2 separate regions of the Homo sapiens genome follow, and region 1 is linked to region 2. Evidence: chromatin loops called from intact Hi-C (ENCODE). Cell type or tissue: mammary epithelial cell. All regions are shown on one strand. Each heading gives the region's core, and the rest is flanking DNA. Links, peaks and the distances in the headings are about the cores only. Region 1 overlaps MYO3B (myosin IIIB). Region 2 overlaps MYO3B (myosin IIIB).

Region 1 (8,342 bases), core at 50-8,049, 130 kb before region 2:
ATCCCTGGTCAGCAGAGATTTAGTGGATGAAGATGAAACTGACAGCTGGGATTCCTAAAACTCCTGATAGCCTCCATGTCCTTTTATAAAGCAAGATAGAATCCTTTAACCTGATTTGGAGAACAAACAAGTAGAACTAAAGGAGTTCTAAGAAACGTATTCATTTCAGGTATTGCTTATTAAACCAGGAATTGCAAATTCCAAAAGAAGACTATCTTCCCCCAGCCAGGGACTGAGCAGTTTTTACAAAAGGATGCATAAAATGTTAAACTCTGTATGGGATTGGGGGCCAGCCAACATGAGGTGAATTAGGGGAAGCACTAGACACATAAAGCATTCCATCAAAAAAAGAAGCTAGTTTCCTAGTCAAAAGAGTTTGGAAAACATTGGTGATTCTCTAAACCAAGTAAGTTTGGAGTTTTGTAATGCACACAAGCCTATTAAAGGTTCTTACAAGAGCTAGGGTTAAAAAAAAGTTTAATTCTATTTGAGCCCACGTTTCCAAGCTTACTTAGCCACAGAGACCTTTTTGTTTGTTTGTTTGGGCCCCACAAATGATATCCTTGGAAGTTCTGTTGTAAGCAATTAGTCGCATGATTTTAGAATGGACACCAGAGTCCTCAACTCAGTGGACTGAGGGGACACTGTAAGAACTCTTAATAATTGCCACATCTCAGACACTCTGGAGGGCTATTGTTTCTGCAAAAGACAGTGTTTCAACCTGGGGAGATATTTTCCTGAGCTCAGTTCTTTCCAGAGTCCTTTATTCTAGAAAACAAGTAGCAAGGACTAGATTTAGATACACTACTTTTCCCCAAATCATAAGTAATTCTTTCTTTCATTCATTCCTGGATTTTTTAATCTTTTTTAAAAAATTAGGATTTAGATATGCTTTCTCTGTGCTAACAGACAAAACAACAGAATAACAATTTATTTATACCATGAGATATATGCAAGAGACTCTGGAAATAAGGCCATGATGGGTGGTTTTGAATATGATAGAAAAGTCCACCAGAAGATAAAGGAAGCAAATTTCAGCCTTGAAGGAAATCAATCCACTATCTAATTTGAAATTCTAGTACCTTCCATCATGCTTTCTTGGCTGAAGATTAATTCTCAGAATCTATTAGTGTCACCACATTAAACACAGGTTGTTGCAGCCATTTGCAGCAATCTCCCAGTCTGGCTTCTGCCAAAAACAGGCAAAAACGGGACATTTCTTAGCAAGAAACAAGGTCGGGCTCTCAAGCTGGTGGTGTCTGTGCACTCTCTGCTCCAAGACAATAATGCTGTCGTGACACAGCTACTCTGTGCCTGTAAACTGCCATTTCATAACCAAAAAACCGGATGCCTGCAAGGGGGAGCTATTTGTCAAGAGCCTCTGACTGTTGTTTACCAATGAATAAAACACTTGATATAGAGCAGCTGAAAAGGCAAAAACTAAAAATACTAGTAAACTGGGTAAGAAAAGCATGAGGGTGAGCAATGTATTCCATACATTGGGGCAAAACTAGATCAAAACTCAGGATTTATGACTCTTCTCATTTCTTTATAAATATTCTGTCTTTTATACTTCCTGCTATTTTCTTGCAGGCCTGCTACTTGAATTGTTATGTGTTCCCATTGCTACAGAAGATCTAAACATTTTGGATCTGAGCAAGCATTTCCCTGCCGTGTGATTCACTGTGCTGCCCTGTGGTTGCTATCATCGTCAAACAGAAGGCTGACTGACAAAGAGGCCTCTAAATCAAGGGGAGAAAATCCTCCAGAGGATACACTAATTATAGGTTAAATATCAGAGCACACAGTATTCTGCCTTGGAAGAAAATTTCCATTCTGCAAGACAAGACTATGACAAACAGGCATTTTCTCAAAATGACTAATGCCTCAAAAGAAGGCAGAATGAGAAACTTGATGCTGTGTATGGTATTTCTGTGAAACATCACCCCCCTGTTTGGTGGAATATTTAACTGCATTTCAGTTTTCCTGAAGTCTGAATATCACATTTGATGCTGTTGCAAAGTCTCACTGGTGAGAACTGAAATTGCATGCTAACTTCACATTTGGGGTGGGGAAGTGGGGTCCTCCCCTGAAACAGGTAAATGAGAACTGGGAGTGCATTACTCAGTTAGGCAGGTCTATGGTTATCAATCAGAGGAGAATAGTCAGTATTTGCTAAAAGACAAAAATCCCCAAGAAGGTAGGATGGAGAGCTTTTGAACAGGAAGCTGAGTCTCCCTTTGAAATGAGTAACGGGAATAGAGTCTGTGTAAAAAGCAAGAGACCACATGGCTACTGGACGACAGGGCAGCTGCCATCTTGCCAGAGATCCTGGGGCAAGGTTGGAAAGATAAACAAGTGAGCCTGATCTTTAGACAAAGCTGTCAGCACCAAAGGTCCACAGTAAGCTCAAGTGAAGGTAGGACGGAAATGGAAAGGGAAGAACATTGCATTTCCTGAAGCCTGACACTGGGCAGGAAACTTGGGGATAAAGAACATCTACTTTTCTCACCCAGAGAAGACTCAAAGAAAGTAAAGAAGGTGACAAAAGAAAACATATAGGGTGGTGGTTTGAAGCCAAAATATCACATCTCTGAGCAAATGGGACAGAATCTACCTCTAGAGTTAAGACGTGTGCACCAGTGTGGCTGGAGAAAGTCCCTATGCAAAAACAAGGCCCAGGATCAGAGACCCCCAGTAAGGCAGAGAGCTGCAATATGTAACCCTGTAATGCCCCAGGGTTGCAGCCTCAGTGAAACCTGTCAACCAGGAACCTCTTTACCCTCTATCTCTAAGCCCTTGGTCAATATGAAATAGTTTGAAAAGCCCAGACTAACTGACTATGTTCTTAGGGAAGGAGATGTGGTAACAAAAATTCTAGATCCTCAAGCCCTGCTTGTCTGGGGACAAGTGGAGAGCCACAGTGAGGAGGAACAGAGGAAAGGAGACTATACTATAGACAAAAGGCAGAATCAGTCTGGGAGGAGGAAAAAGAGAGAGAGATGTAAAAGTGCTAAACAAATGACATGAAGTTAGAAGGGCCAAGTGAACCAGGCCAGAGCCAAGTAGCAGGTCAAGATGGGGCACAGATTCAAGGTAAAGAGAGGTATCTCCAAGAAAAAGTCACTGAAGGCATACTGACCGAGTTGGCTGTTTTATTCTTGTTCTTGGCACCTCCTTCTTATGTTTAAGCTACGCTTTCAAACTGTCCTACGGCATTTGACAAAGAATGGGGATAAGGTTGCCCTCTGCTGGACACAGTGGCAGCCAAGAAGATGTCAATTTTGTGTCCGAGAATTAAGGCAGTCTTAAGGATTGTTAACTGGTGGCCCCAAGTCATCACCTTCTCCCTCCTCCTGGCTTTCTTTTTTCTTTGGTTGAGTTTTTATAAAAAGCACCTTGCAATTAACCAGATATTTCTCCAGGCAACTCCACCCATGTGACACAGTCAGGGCACAGATAAACACAGCCCCAGCAACTAGCTTATCAGATTGTTAGTCTATGTTCAAATGCCACCCTTTAGTTCAAAGGGCTGGAGAAGGTGTGGTCCCTGGGAGATCACACCTTAAATGGTTAGAAAGGTTATTGTGGGGAATAAATGAGTTAATTCATGTCTAGTATTTGGTATATAGCGAACAATTGATAAATGTCAGCTCCCTGGGCCAGACACTGTACTAGTTGCTGGGTATACAGTCAGTCAGTCCATTGGAGGAAGATAGCTGTGGTACACCTATTGATAATTAGCAGTATGAGTGCTACATAAGTGTCTTACTCCATTTTGCACTGCTCTATCAGATGACCTAAGACTGGGTAATTTATAAAGAACAGAAATGTACTTTCTCACAGTTCTGACGGCTGAGAATTCCAAGATCAAGCCTCCAGCAGGTTCAGTTGTCTGGTGAGGGCTGCTCTCTACTTCCAAGATGGCTCCTTCAGAGGAGAGGAATGCTGTGTCTTCACACAGTGGAAGGCCAAAAGGCAAGAAGAGACTAACTGCCTCTCCTTCAAGCCTGTTTATCCAGTACTTAATCCTTAATCCCATTCACCACGGAGAGGCTCTCATGACCTAACGACCTCTTAAAGAACCCACCTCTTAATACTATCACAAAGCCAGCACCTGAATTTTGGAGGAGACACATTCAAACCACAGCAACAAGGAAATGTTAATGTGCAATGGCTCCCTCAGTTAGATTTTAATAATACTGTGCTCATTAGTTAGCTACTTTCTCTCAGTTGATTCCTACCACTGAGGACAAATTTCTGTTTGATAGTAGATGCCCTGATCAGAACTTTCAAAGTTCTGAGGGGAAGGGAATTTCTGGGGTCTGGCAATTCAGCAAAAGCAAAGAGCTTTGGCATTTTCAAGTTCATGCCTTTGGGTAATTTTTTTAATGTCTGGCTCATTTCTTTGATTCGAAAATCAATTTCCATTTTGACAAACAGTCATGGTCTGCTTCTTAGTCCAGGCTTAAATGCCCAGGGACACATGAATTGTATTTCTTCCCATGATCCTACTTGCCACCCTTCCCTGAATTAAATCCACAATTCTCATTTGTATGCATTCTTCTCCCTACAAGGAGAAGGAATAGAGAGTACCCAGCCATCCTCTAACAGAAATGAACAATCTGTTCCACAGTGCATGATCATTACATGCTCAGGACTATACCAGAACTGGGGTTGGGGCTAAGAGAGTGCAAATCAAACAGAAGACATTATATTCATCCACAAGAAACTTATCAGCTTCTGGGGTAATACCAAACTTACACATATGAAAGATTTAGAGAATCAGATGAGATTGATTTCATTGATTCATTCAAAAACTTACTAGGTATTTACTGTGAATGGTGCCACAGCAAATGCCTAGGGAAAACAATGCCTGGAATGAGACATTTGCTTTCATGGGATTTAGAAAGAAGTATTAGAATAGACATGGACATAAATAATAATAATTTAAGGCTGAAAAGTATAAGCACTAGAATAGCGCAGACGAAGTAAATAATTCTAACTAGGAGCAAGAGTTTCACATGAGAGATGATCCTTGGGTCTTAAAGAACAAAAGGGGTATTGACAGAAAATGCAGGCAAGAGGCATTCCAAGCGGAGGGTACAGTAGCCTTTTGAGGAAGTTCATTGGTATAAAATGCAAGGCTCATCTAGGGATATGAGTAGAACAGAACAATGCAGTTATAATAGAGATGGGGTGAGAGTCTGGCTGGAACATCTTTTCAGAACCCAGAAGGTCTTGCTGGTAAGTTTGGGCTTTCTTAGCCACATTAAACTGAGGTTCATGAACAAGGATATAACACAATTAGATATTTGCTTTAGAAAATAAAGTGGCACCACATTAGAGAGTAGATTAGAGGGAAGGAGTGAATTCATTTAGGAAGAATACAGTCTGAATTAATGAAATAGAAAGGGAAAGATGATGATTGTAGCCCTGGAACTTGAAGACAAGTCAAGAGTGTTGAAAGAAAAGAGAAGAGGTCACCAATGGAATCTTAGGCAAACTTAAATTTAATAGATGGGCCTGTAGCTAAATGTTTGTGAACATAAAAATCTTTTATCTTCACTACCCAACTAAAATCTCTCTCAAAGGACCCTAAAGGCCTTTAAGTTGCCGATTCTGTGTTCCCTTTTTAGTTCTCATTGTATTCAACCTCTCTGTTCAAGAGGTCACTAATGACCATCATTACCCTGGTTTCTTGAAACATTCTGTTTCATTGCCTGTAGTGATGCTACATCTCTTAGTTATTCTTTTACTTTTCTGACTACTCTCGCTCATTTATTTTCATTACCAGGTGGAATAAGATGACAAGGGCAGAGGAGATAGGGTATGCAAAGACAAGGAGAAGCGAAAATAGAACTGATAGCTTTTATGTGCACAGGCTTAGAACTTGCTCCTGAACAACTACTGCCTTTGCCTAGTAGCTCAAATTTATAAATTAAGTAATATAGAGGGAATTTGCCTACTACGGAGAAGGCCGTCCCTATTCTTGGAGACCCACAATCCCAAACAAGTCTGTAGATTCTGCTCAAAATGAGTGGTTGCAACTATAATGTGCATAGCTGGCATTAAGTAAAAATTTTAAATGCAAGAAAATCAGCAAAAACTACTCAATAAAATTTTCAACTGATTATTGCTAATAATTCTTATAATAGGTTTAATGAGATATAGTTCACATACTATACAGTTCATCCATTAAAAATGTACAATTCAATTATTTTTAATATATTCACACAGTTGTGCAACCATTACCACAATCAATTTCAGAACATTTTCATCACCCCAAAAAGAAACCCCGTATCCATTAGCATTCACACCCTATACTCCCTCAACCTCCTCAGTCCCAGGCAACCACTAATCTACTTTCTGTCCCTGTAGATTTGTCTAATCTGGACATTTCATATAATATGTATGGTCTTTTGTGACTAGCTTCTTTCATTTTGCATGTTTTCAAGGTTCATTCATATCACAGCATATATTAATATTTCATTCATTTTTATTGTTAAATAATGTTTCATTATATGGACATACCACATTTTGTTGATCCGTCTATCAGTTGATAGACACTTAGGTTGTTTCTACTTTTGTTTTTTTGTTTTTTTTTTTGAGAAGGAGTTTCACTCTCGTTGCCCAGGCTGGAGTGCAATGGTGCGATCTCGGCTCACCGCAACCTCTGCCTCCCAGGTTCAAGTGATTCTCCTGCCTCAGCCTCCGGAGTAGCTGGGATTACAGGCGCTCCCCACCGCACCTGGCTACTTTTGTATTTTTAGTAGAGACGGAGTTTCTCCATGTTGGTCAGCCTGGTCTCGAACTCCCGACCTCAGGTGATCCACCCACCTTGGCCTCCCAAAGTGCTGGGATTACAGGCGTGAGCCACTGCGCCCAGCTGGTTGTTTCTACTTTTAAGCTATTATGAATTATTGCTACTACGAACATTTCTGTACAAGCTTTTATGTGGACACATGTTTTCATTTCCCCTGGATTGCTGGTTATGGTAACTTTATGTTTGTCTTCTTGAGGAACTACCAGACTGTTTTCCAAAATCATAGCATCATTTTATATTCCTACCAACGTATGCAAATTTTAAAATATTCCATCTTGTTCCAGAAATAACTTAAGACACCTTAAAACAATAGGTGCTTAAATAAATAAAGGTATATGTGATAAGGAAAGATAAAAAACAATTATAAACCAAACAGAAAAATGAAGCAAAGGGGAAATAAGGGAAGAAAGATACCCTGGAATCTAATAGGAATTAGAATACCAAATAAAAGACTTTGTTAGCGGTGTCCACAAATGGGGCTCTGGGCTTTCTGTCAGACAATGTGAAAGATAAAATGTAGTCAGTTATATACATATATATAAAATATAATATATAATACACATATAAATATATAATATATAAAATATATATATATAATATATATTATTTATTTTTATTTTTATTTTTTTTGAGATGGAGTCTCTCTCTGTTGCCCAGGCTGGAGTGCAAGGCGTGATCTTGGCTCACTGCAACCTCCGCCTCCCAGGTTCAAGGGATTCTCCTGCCTCAGCTTCCTGAGTAGCTGAGATTATAGGTGACTGCCACAATGCCCAGCTAATTTTTGTATTTTTAGTAGAGACAGGAATTCTGTTCTATATTTCTTAAAATCCATGATATAAAAACAGACTAGGCCAGGCCCAGTGTCTCACACCTGTCTGTGATCCCAGCACTTTGGGAGGCTGAGCCAGGAATATTGCTTGAGCCCAGGAGTTAGAGACAAGCCTGAGCCACACAGGGAGACCCTGTCTCTACCAAAAATATTGTTTTTAAATCAGGGGGCCGTGGTGGTGCATACCTATGGTCCCAGCCACTTGGGAGGCTGAGGTGGGAGGACTGCTTGAGCCCAGGAGGTTGAGGCTGCAGTGAGCCATGATTGTACCACTGCACTCCAGCCTGGGCCACAGGGTGAGACCTTGTCTTAAAACATTTTTTTAAAGATAAAAATAAAAATAAATAAATAAAACAGACCAGCAATTTGGAGAACTGTGATGTAATGACAGGTAACAAGACTAAAGATATAGCTTTCCAGGGTTTTCATAGAAATGGCTCCATGCAGCCAGGTGCGGTGGCTCACACTTGTAATCCCAGCACTTTGGGAGGCTGAGGTGGGTGGATCACCTGAGGTCAGGAGTTCGAGACCAGCCTGGCCAACATGGTGAAACCCCATCTCTACTAAAAATACAAAATTAGCCAGGTGTGGTGATGGATGCCTGTAATCCCAGCTACTCAGGAGGCTGAGGCAGGAGAACTGCTTGAACCCAGGAAGCAGAGGTTACAGGGAGCCGAGATCATGCCG
Region 2 (8,342 bases), core at 281-8,280:
AAGCTGGAGCCACCAGAAGCTGGCAGAGGCAAAGACGGATTCTTACTTAGAGTCTTCAAAGGGAGTGTGGCCCTGCTGACCCGCTGATGTGGGGCTTCTGACCTCCAGAACTGTGAGAGAATAAATGTCTGTTGCTTTAATCCACCGAGTTTGTGGTCATTCGCTGTAGCAGCCCTAAGAAACAAATACAGCTGGGTCCAGGTGACTTTGGAACAACCTAGATTTAGTGAGGGAAACAAGCCGAAATGCAAATTGGTGATGATCATGAGCTGTCCTTTTTTTGAATTGTGTACTGCAGGGAAATTCTCTTTAGGAAGGGATAATCACCAGCTTCAGGGACTGGAATGTTCAGGCCAGCCTGTGCTGTCCATTTCCAGCCAAAGACATTTCTGCTGAGAATCCTGAAAACATTCTGCATTTTTCCACAAGGAATAAAGTGGAAATATTCAATGTGTGATGAGACAATGGACAGAGTCAGCTCATACCTGGCCCCAAATAAATGGGCAGATGATGCAGCTGTCAGTGACTGACCAGTGAACCCACCCACACTGATGCCCACAGCCTTCCTCACTCCCCTCTATGGAAGTCAAGGGGGTCATTAGCCAAAGACTCAAAGCTAAGGAAAGATACCTGCTTGTCAAGAGACCAACATAATTGTATATTTCCACTAACTCTATTGATTCTTGCAATTATATCTATGAAACGGATCTCTTTTTAAGGGAAAAATATATCCAGGTCATCTTCAAGATCCTTTTAAGCCTTTGGAATTTTAAAGAAGTCCTCAGTAAAGAGTCATGAGAGACAGTTGAATCCACTGATGTTGAGAGAAATGATATTCACTCATTTGCTCTCTTATAACTCCTGGGGAAAAATAGCAGCAGACAGAGCAGTGACAGTCAGAGAGGGGTGACTTTTTTGGAGCAAAGGCGTTAGACGAGATGACACATGCTGACAGGTTCAGCAAATAGTGGATGCTCTGCCAATCAGCAGGTAATTTCTGTGTGTTTGCAAAGTGGGAAAGATTGTGAGTCACGCAGTATTTCAAAGCAGGTCACGATGACCCTGTGTGTGATCTTCTAATGTGAAGGTCAAGAGAAAGGAGAAGGTGGATAAAGGAAGAAAAGGGAAAAGCAAGGAGACCCATGTACAGGCAAATCAACCACATCAAGGCAAGTTGCCACCTATTTCCTGACAATACCCAGGGAACCTTCCTAATTACCTGTTTTATTGACATCTGAGGCTCACAGGTAACCAGCACTTCATTAACTCATAAATCTTTTTTTAACTTGTGAAAGTCACTTCTTCCCTGACTCCATCAAGGTTTTATTTTCTTCCCTTACTGGGTAATTTACTCAATTTATTTCCAGTAAAGAAAGGGTTGCCGGGAAAAGGTCAGTGAGGAAAGCCAGAGGAAGAAGCCACACGCAGTATTCTGGATCCCAACATACCCTGAAAAGGATTTCATTGTTTCACTGACAAGAATTCCAAAGCACTGAAAATAGTCACATTCAAATAGAAAAAAAATTAATTCTGAAGCCAAATGGATTCAAAGGATTTTTGTCATTATTTTTCATTTGCTTTTCTCCACTGAGGGGGCGGAGAGAGAGAGAGAGAGAAAGAGAGACAGACAGACAGACAGGCACTGAACTGAGATCGATTCCAATGAAACACACAGGTAAATAATTTGAATGCCTTTTTAAAATACATAAATGCTTAATTTCTGTACTTTTCATCAAAGAGCTTTTCTGGGGAAAGGATACATTTTTAGCACTAGAAATTAAGTAGCACTCACACAGGATGCACACATTTGGTCAATCCATAACCCTTCAAAGAGAACTGTGCAATTCTAATTGACAGAGTAATTTTAAAGTAAATAACTTGGTGAATATAAACCCAACATATTTTTCCTGGTTTGGGGAAGAAAAAAGCTGTACAATGTACGTAAATATGCTAAGATTTAAAATAAAATAAAATAAAACCTCTTATCATTCTTGTCCAAGAATGTCACGTCAGCCATTAAGGTTGTGACAATGGCAAGTGTTGAACACACATGAGCACACATAATCACACTGAGAATCTGCTGACTGATTATTGCTGACATTGCCTAGTTCAATCTGATTCATCATTTGCACAGGAACCAAGAGACATTAAAAGGGCAGGAGGTTACACTAGGGGGAGAGAAACAAAGCCTTAAACTAAGTTGGGATAAGGATCCTTTTCTAACAATTGCCCAATTCTTGGGATCCACTCTGTCCCGAGGCAGGCAGTAGAGACTTAGTTACTCGTATTCCACATCTGGAGATCTGGAGGCTTCTCCCAAGATGGAAGAGATGAGTGGTGAGAGAATATGAGATTATTAGAAGAAGCTTGGCTGGGCACAGAAGCAAGCTAAGTGGAGTCAATAGAGTGGAAGGGTCTATTTAAACATATACACCCCCCTCCCCCCCGCCAAAAACACACACTCTTTGCTGCCTCACATTTATCACCTTAAGAAATTTTTGAACACCTGGTCTGTATACAAATACATAACAAGAAAGGAAAAAAATATAGATGATCTCTTATCAAAAGTACATATTATTTTGCTAAAGAGAAGCTACACCTTAATCCTGATATTCAGGAAATTATGTTGCCACATTAAATAAATGGTGAGGGGTAAACCATTTGTAAAAAAAAATCAAAGCACACACACAAATCATTCCAGACACCATTTCCCATTTTCTGACTTATTACTATACACAATGCAGCTTTTAGCTCCTGCATTCTTATATCCTTTTGAATGTTCACCAGACTATTAATTTAAAAAGCCAGGTGCTTCGTCTGCTCCTCTAATCGCTGTGACCTGTTTTTGTGATTCGAAAAAGGCAAAAAGACTAACTCTGGCTTGGGTGGGAATCATTTTTGGAATAGTGGTTGGTGGTTGTTCACATCTGGATTAGGTATAAAATGATAAAATTATGATGATGAACATCAGAGAGCCTCATCTGCATATAAATAGACCTAATCAGAAATGCAAATTGCAATCAGGAGAAATTTTTAAAGGCTGTGATAGCTGTGTGATTGTGCAGATAAGGAAAGGTCAACATTTGTATTGTTAAGGCAGTTAAATGGCTCCCAGCCTGCCCAGAGCCTTCCTTTGAAAGAGACATATGGAAGGTACAAATTATCTCTCAATCTGCACCCTGGTTGGGAAGGAGTCCCTGGATAGCTTCATATTCCATAACTAGAGCCGTGAGCTGGCCATACATCAGCCCGATTCCAATGAAAGGCAACCCAACCTCTTGTACAAACCACTAATGAATACACAGAATAGAAAGTATACTTGCATTTAAATGCTCTCCAAACAGACCTCTTTCCGCACAATTTTCCACTGAGACGGAAATTAAGGGATGGAGAGTAAGATATAGCGCTGATGTAACATTTTCTGATACATTTCAATGCTAGTCTGAGTGAATACAGCAATATGATATACATATGTTTTCACTGAATACTAGAGAAAGTATGTAATTAAAAAGAAAACACTAGCATTTAGACAGATTACTTAATCCACAATTCCATTCGTAGTCTTATCGTGCAAAGTACAAAAAATGAGTATCTCAGAAAAAGCTGAGTGCTAAAAATAGGCAATTGTTCCAACATGGTCTTATTATTCCTTGGGGTATGTTATCTTTCAGGAACATCCTCTTCTCTGTCCCCCCCAGCCCCCCTTGCTTTTTCAAAGAAAATATATTTCACAATCAGGCTTTGTCAGGTTTGGAGAGAAATTGCTTGCAAACTATTTATTATCCCTCTAACCAGACGCTTTCACAAAGAACTAATGAGTCAAGAGCGCCATCTTGTGTCTTACCTTGGAATCTTAAAGAGTGTTTTCACAGGATGCATGTCAAAGAGGGGAGGGTCTCCATCCCCCAGTTCAATAGCTGTGATCCCCAAGGACCAGACGTCACAGCGAGCGTCATAGGAAGAGTCATACTGCTGCTCACAGGCAATGACCTATTGGACAAAAGCAGGACATGACACATCAACCCTACTGCCACATCAGATGTCCTAAAAAGGCCCTGGGCTGATCTTAGCCCCGTTCTCAGTTTTCTTGGCCACGATGATATTGAATTCCAGTAATAAGATGTGTGCATTCTAGGCCTTATTTGTGTATAACCAATTTATTATCTTATACGTTCATTAGCTTTTACAAATGTGTCAGTTTTGTTTTTAAAAAGCATGCATTGAACCGTCTAAGTAACAAGAACAGTGCAAGGGGAGGAAGCGGATGTATACCACACCATCCCAACCCTGCTATTCTTTAAGGAAAGGCTTTGTCTACATCCTTCACCTCATTACCAGCTACTGAATTCAATAACAAGCAACAATTGTTCTCAAAGATGCTTGTGTACTTTGAGATGCATGAAATTCCCGCGAGTATAACCAACTAAGCAGAGAGATGTTGGAAGACCCACATGGTTAACATAAAGTAGAAATGACCCCACTCCACCCTTCCCTTTTTCTAAGAGCATCTTTCCCCTCCTCAAACTCCAACAATGGTATGCATCACAGAAACAACTGCCATTCCAGTTACTTGGCCTGACTAGGTACAAGAGCAGCAGAACCAGAAAATGACCCTGGGCTTGTCATTGGGTTGAGGAGTCTGTAACCCTGTGGAGGAATGTTTTTATCAACTTTTTGAGTCAGGCAAGAACATCTCCTACACTCAGACTCTGATGACTATCACAATGGCGATAGGAGAAGTCAGGAGTGAGCCAGAGGATGTGGAGGACCAGGAACTCCTATTTGACCTAAAATCTGCCACCAGGATGACCCATGGCCATGGCCAGGTGGGAGACTTCAATGTCTGATGATCCAAAACATCAGGGAGGGGCAACACCTATAATGGTGAGCACAGGAAGACCAGAGTAATAGAGACACCCTCTTAGGCCATCATAATGTCTTTAGTTTTTTTCATTCCAAATGAAATGAGACTACTGACTGTGGTGAGCAGAGGAGTGACAGATCTAGCTTATGTTTTAGCAAGATCACTCTGGCTACTGTGCAGAGGATAGATTATGAGGAGAAGAAACAAAACCAGTTAAATATGTTACTGCAGGGATCCAGATGAGAGATTGTGAGATGGCGAGAAATAATCAGATTCTAGGTATAATTTTGAATGTACAGCCAACTGGATTTGTTGAACAGGGCTTAGAAGAAAGGAGAGCTAAGGAACACTCCAAAGTTTTTGACATGAGCAACCACCAGAATAGAATTGGTATTTACTAAGATGAGGAAGACAGTAGGAGGGGCAGGTTTGGGGTGAAGAGTGGACCTCCATTTAGGATATATTAAGCCTCAGATGCCTGGGACACTTCGAAATGGAGAAGAGTATTTTAGCCTGGTGAGACTCATACTGGACTTCTGATCTAGAGAATCGTAAGATAACTGCTATGGTCTGAACATGCCTCCCAAAATTCATGTGTTAGAAATTTAATCCCCAGTGCAACCAATGGAAGGTGGATCCTTTTGGGAGGTGGTTAGGTCATGAGAATTCTGCCCTTGTGAATGGATTAATGCTACCATGAAAAGGGCTTGCAGGACTGGGTTTGCTCCCTTCTGCCTTCTGCCATGTGAGGACATAGTATGAAGGCCCACACCAGATGCCAGCACTTTGACCTTAGGCTTCCCAGCCTCTAGAACTGTGAGAAAATAAATTTCTGTTCTTTATAAATTACCCAGTCTCAGATAATCTGTTATAGCAGCATGAAACAGATTAAGACTAAGAAACAGGTGTTTTTTTTTTGTTTTGTTTTGTTTTTTTTTTTTTTTTTGAGACGGAGTCTCACTCTGTCGCCCAGGCTGGAGTGCAGTGGCGGGATCTCGGCTCACTGCAAGCTCCGCCTCCTGGGTTCACGCCATTCTCCTGCCTCAGCCTCCCAAGTAGCTGGGACTACAGGCGCCCGCCACTACGCCCGGCTAATTTTTTGTATTTTTAGTAGAGACGGGGTTTCACCGTTATAGCCGGGATGGTCTCGATCTCCTGACCTCGTGATCCACCCGCCTCGGCCTCCCAAAGTGCTGGGATTACAGGCGTGAGCCACCGCGCCCGGCCAGAAACAGGTGTTTTAAGCCACTAAGTTTGTGGTATTGTTATGGCAGTGATAGAAAACTAGTATTCCTGCTCTCTTCCAGAAACAGTGCATTGGACCTGTAAGGCCTGGCAAAATGTGCCAACTGTGCAAAATGTGCTCTAAACTCTGTGCTCTTGTTCTCATAATTGCCCTGTACTCTTCTCTTCTGAGCTGAAGAACATTTTCTATATATCCACATCCTTGGCCTGGCCCCAGCCCCATCTTCTGAATAGAATATCCTGTCATACTTTTAACACGTTATTTTCAAATGTACATTCAAACTGAAGTTCAAACAATTCCAGTTTCAGAACCAAAGGCCATTTCATTGCCCCCAAAGACCTCCCTTTCCTCACCCCAATCAGGTGAGAACCTACATTATTTTTAAAGATCCCTAGAGAAGGCTATTCAACACCTTCCCTTTCAGAAATGACACTTTCGAAAGTGTAAGACAAACATAATTTTAGACCTATCAATCAACAAATAGTTCACTGTTATTCATGACACTGTGATAGGGCCTGTGAGGGAGAGAGAAATAAGACTCTGTCCTTCCCCAATAGGAGCTATGGCCAATCAAAATATAAGGTGAACCTATCATAATTAAATGACAAACCATGACAACTATAAATGCCCTAAGACAATGTGTACTAACACGTCCAATAAAGGATATGGGCTCTAAATGCTTAAGATTTTAGAAGGAGACCACTGCTGGCTAAGCAAGACAATAAAAAGTATCTAGTACCCATAGTCTAGAACTTTTGCGGAGAAATTCAAATCAGCTTCTAGCCAACTTGGATGGGACACAAAAGGCAATTCTAAGAACATATCTAAATGTGAAAATGGAGATATTCTAACATTTCTCAAGCGTTGTCCTAAAATATTCAAAACTTGTATCTGGTTTCAACTTCTCTTTACAGACAAACATTATCTTCAGCTCATTCTGATGAATAGAAAATCATATCTTGGCCTAATTCTTCTCTTCAGTGCATCATGTAACAAAGAAATTATTTAAGTTCAGCCTTCCAAGGAAGTTTATTGAAAATTATGCTAATAAAATAATTCACAAATAATTATTGAGTACTCATTAGTCTGGCATGATAGTAGGCCCTGGGAAGAGAAAGTCAAATACACACTGAACTTAATCTTCATAATAATTTGGCAAAGTAGGTGCTATTATCACTTATGCAGGTGTGGAAACTGAGGATAGCATGGTTAAACAGCTTACCTGGCATCACATAGCTAGTAATTGTCAGGGCCAGAATTTGAACCCAGGCAGGGAGAAGGATAACTAAATGAATCATTGCCATATAAGTGCTATCTATAATAAAAGTTACAGTTGGTTAAAATTGTTAAAATTATCAGCTTCTGCACTCATATTTTGACTACGCTCAGGTGTTCTGAGGTTTTGTCATTTCAACTCCATCTTCTTTGGGGGTCTCTCATTCAGGATTGCTCCTTACCAGGAGGAAACAGCCCTTTCTGCAGGTTACACATACGATGAGAGTTAAAGAAGCACTCTTAAGAGGATGCAGGGCAACTGAAGGTCAACATCCTGGAATGGGATTCCCTATCAATCCAATACCAAAGTCTGAAGCTATTTCTTTAAGAGAAAACACTACTATCATTCTCTTTAGCTCAACATTCTCCTTGTCTCTAGGTTAAATAGAGCTGAGTTAAGGATGCTTGGATGGTCGAATGGTCTTTCTTCCCTTGTCCCCAGGAGAAGGTGACCTCAAAAAGAACTCTCTGAATCAGTTGTTAGGATGCTCCATTAAGAAAGGAGACTGACGAAGGCAAGTAAGTGCACGTCTTTGGGACCAGGTTTTCCAGGTTCTGTAAGTCACATTAAAGGAGTGGAGAGAAATGAGACGGTGTTGACAAAGGTCCAGGATCCCAAATGCACACCCTTTCACATCTGAAAACAAATCACTTATATTCTCAGGACCTCTCTCTATCTATAAAGTGGTAAGGTGGAAATAAATAACCTATACGATCCCTTCTAGCTCTAATATTCTACGACTTTGCGACTTCCAAGTAAGTGATCTTTGGGTAGTATCTCAAACTGAGAGGCTAACACTGCCATACAAATTAGCTAGAGTGAACAGTACATTATTCTGAGGTGTGAACAGGATGGCTGGAACTTTGAGGGGATTTTGTTGCCAATGTTTTGTAGAAGGTCTTAAGGTCTATGAAAATATGCTGGTTGCTGTAATAATGCCTCTGTTAAGGAAGATG

What was found. Peaks named below come from ENCODE experiments on the same cell type or tissue, not always from the same donor. Only the 100,000 strongest peaks of a DNase experiment are listed, where the experiment ranks them.
Region 1: a loop joins it to region 2, with 9 times the contacts of the local background. A loop is called at or near these places in 18 of 110 quality-filtered maps.

What each region holds. Positions count from the first base shown.
Region 1 is chr2:170,356,420-170,364,761 of GRCh38, reverse strand. The region is part of intron 8 of MYO3B (myosin IIIB); the gene reads right to left. Among named protein-coding and RNA genes, the nearest start is that of MYO3B-AS1, 9.6 kb to the right of the region's middle. RefSeq lists an enhancer at 1,569-1,863. In mammary epithelial cell, for the core only: a CTCF peak has its summit at 3,253 (motif pointing left); no DNase peak of the experiment used is centred there; H3K27me3 peaks cover 551 bases.
Region 2 is chr2:170,231,639-170,239,980 of GRCh38, reverse strand. It overlaps MYO3B (myosin IIIB), which reads right to left. Exons shown (of 35, transcript NM_138995.5): 7 at 3,845-3,990. Among named protein-coding and RNA genes, the nearest start is that of MYO3B, 58 kb to the right of the region's middle. RefSeq lists a silencer at 1,968-2,262. In mammary epithelial cell, for the core only: a CTCF peak has its summit at 3,842 (motif pointing left); no DNase peak of the experiment used is centred there.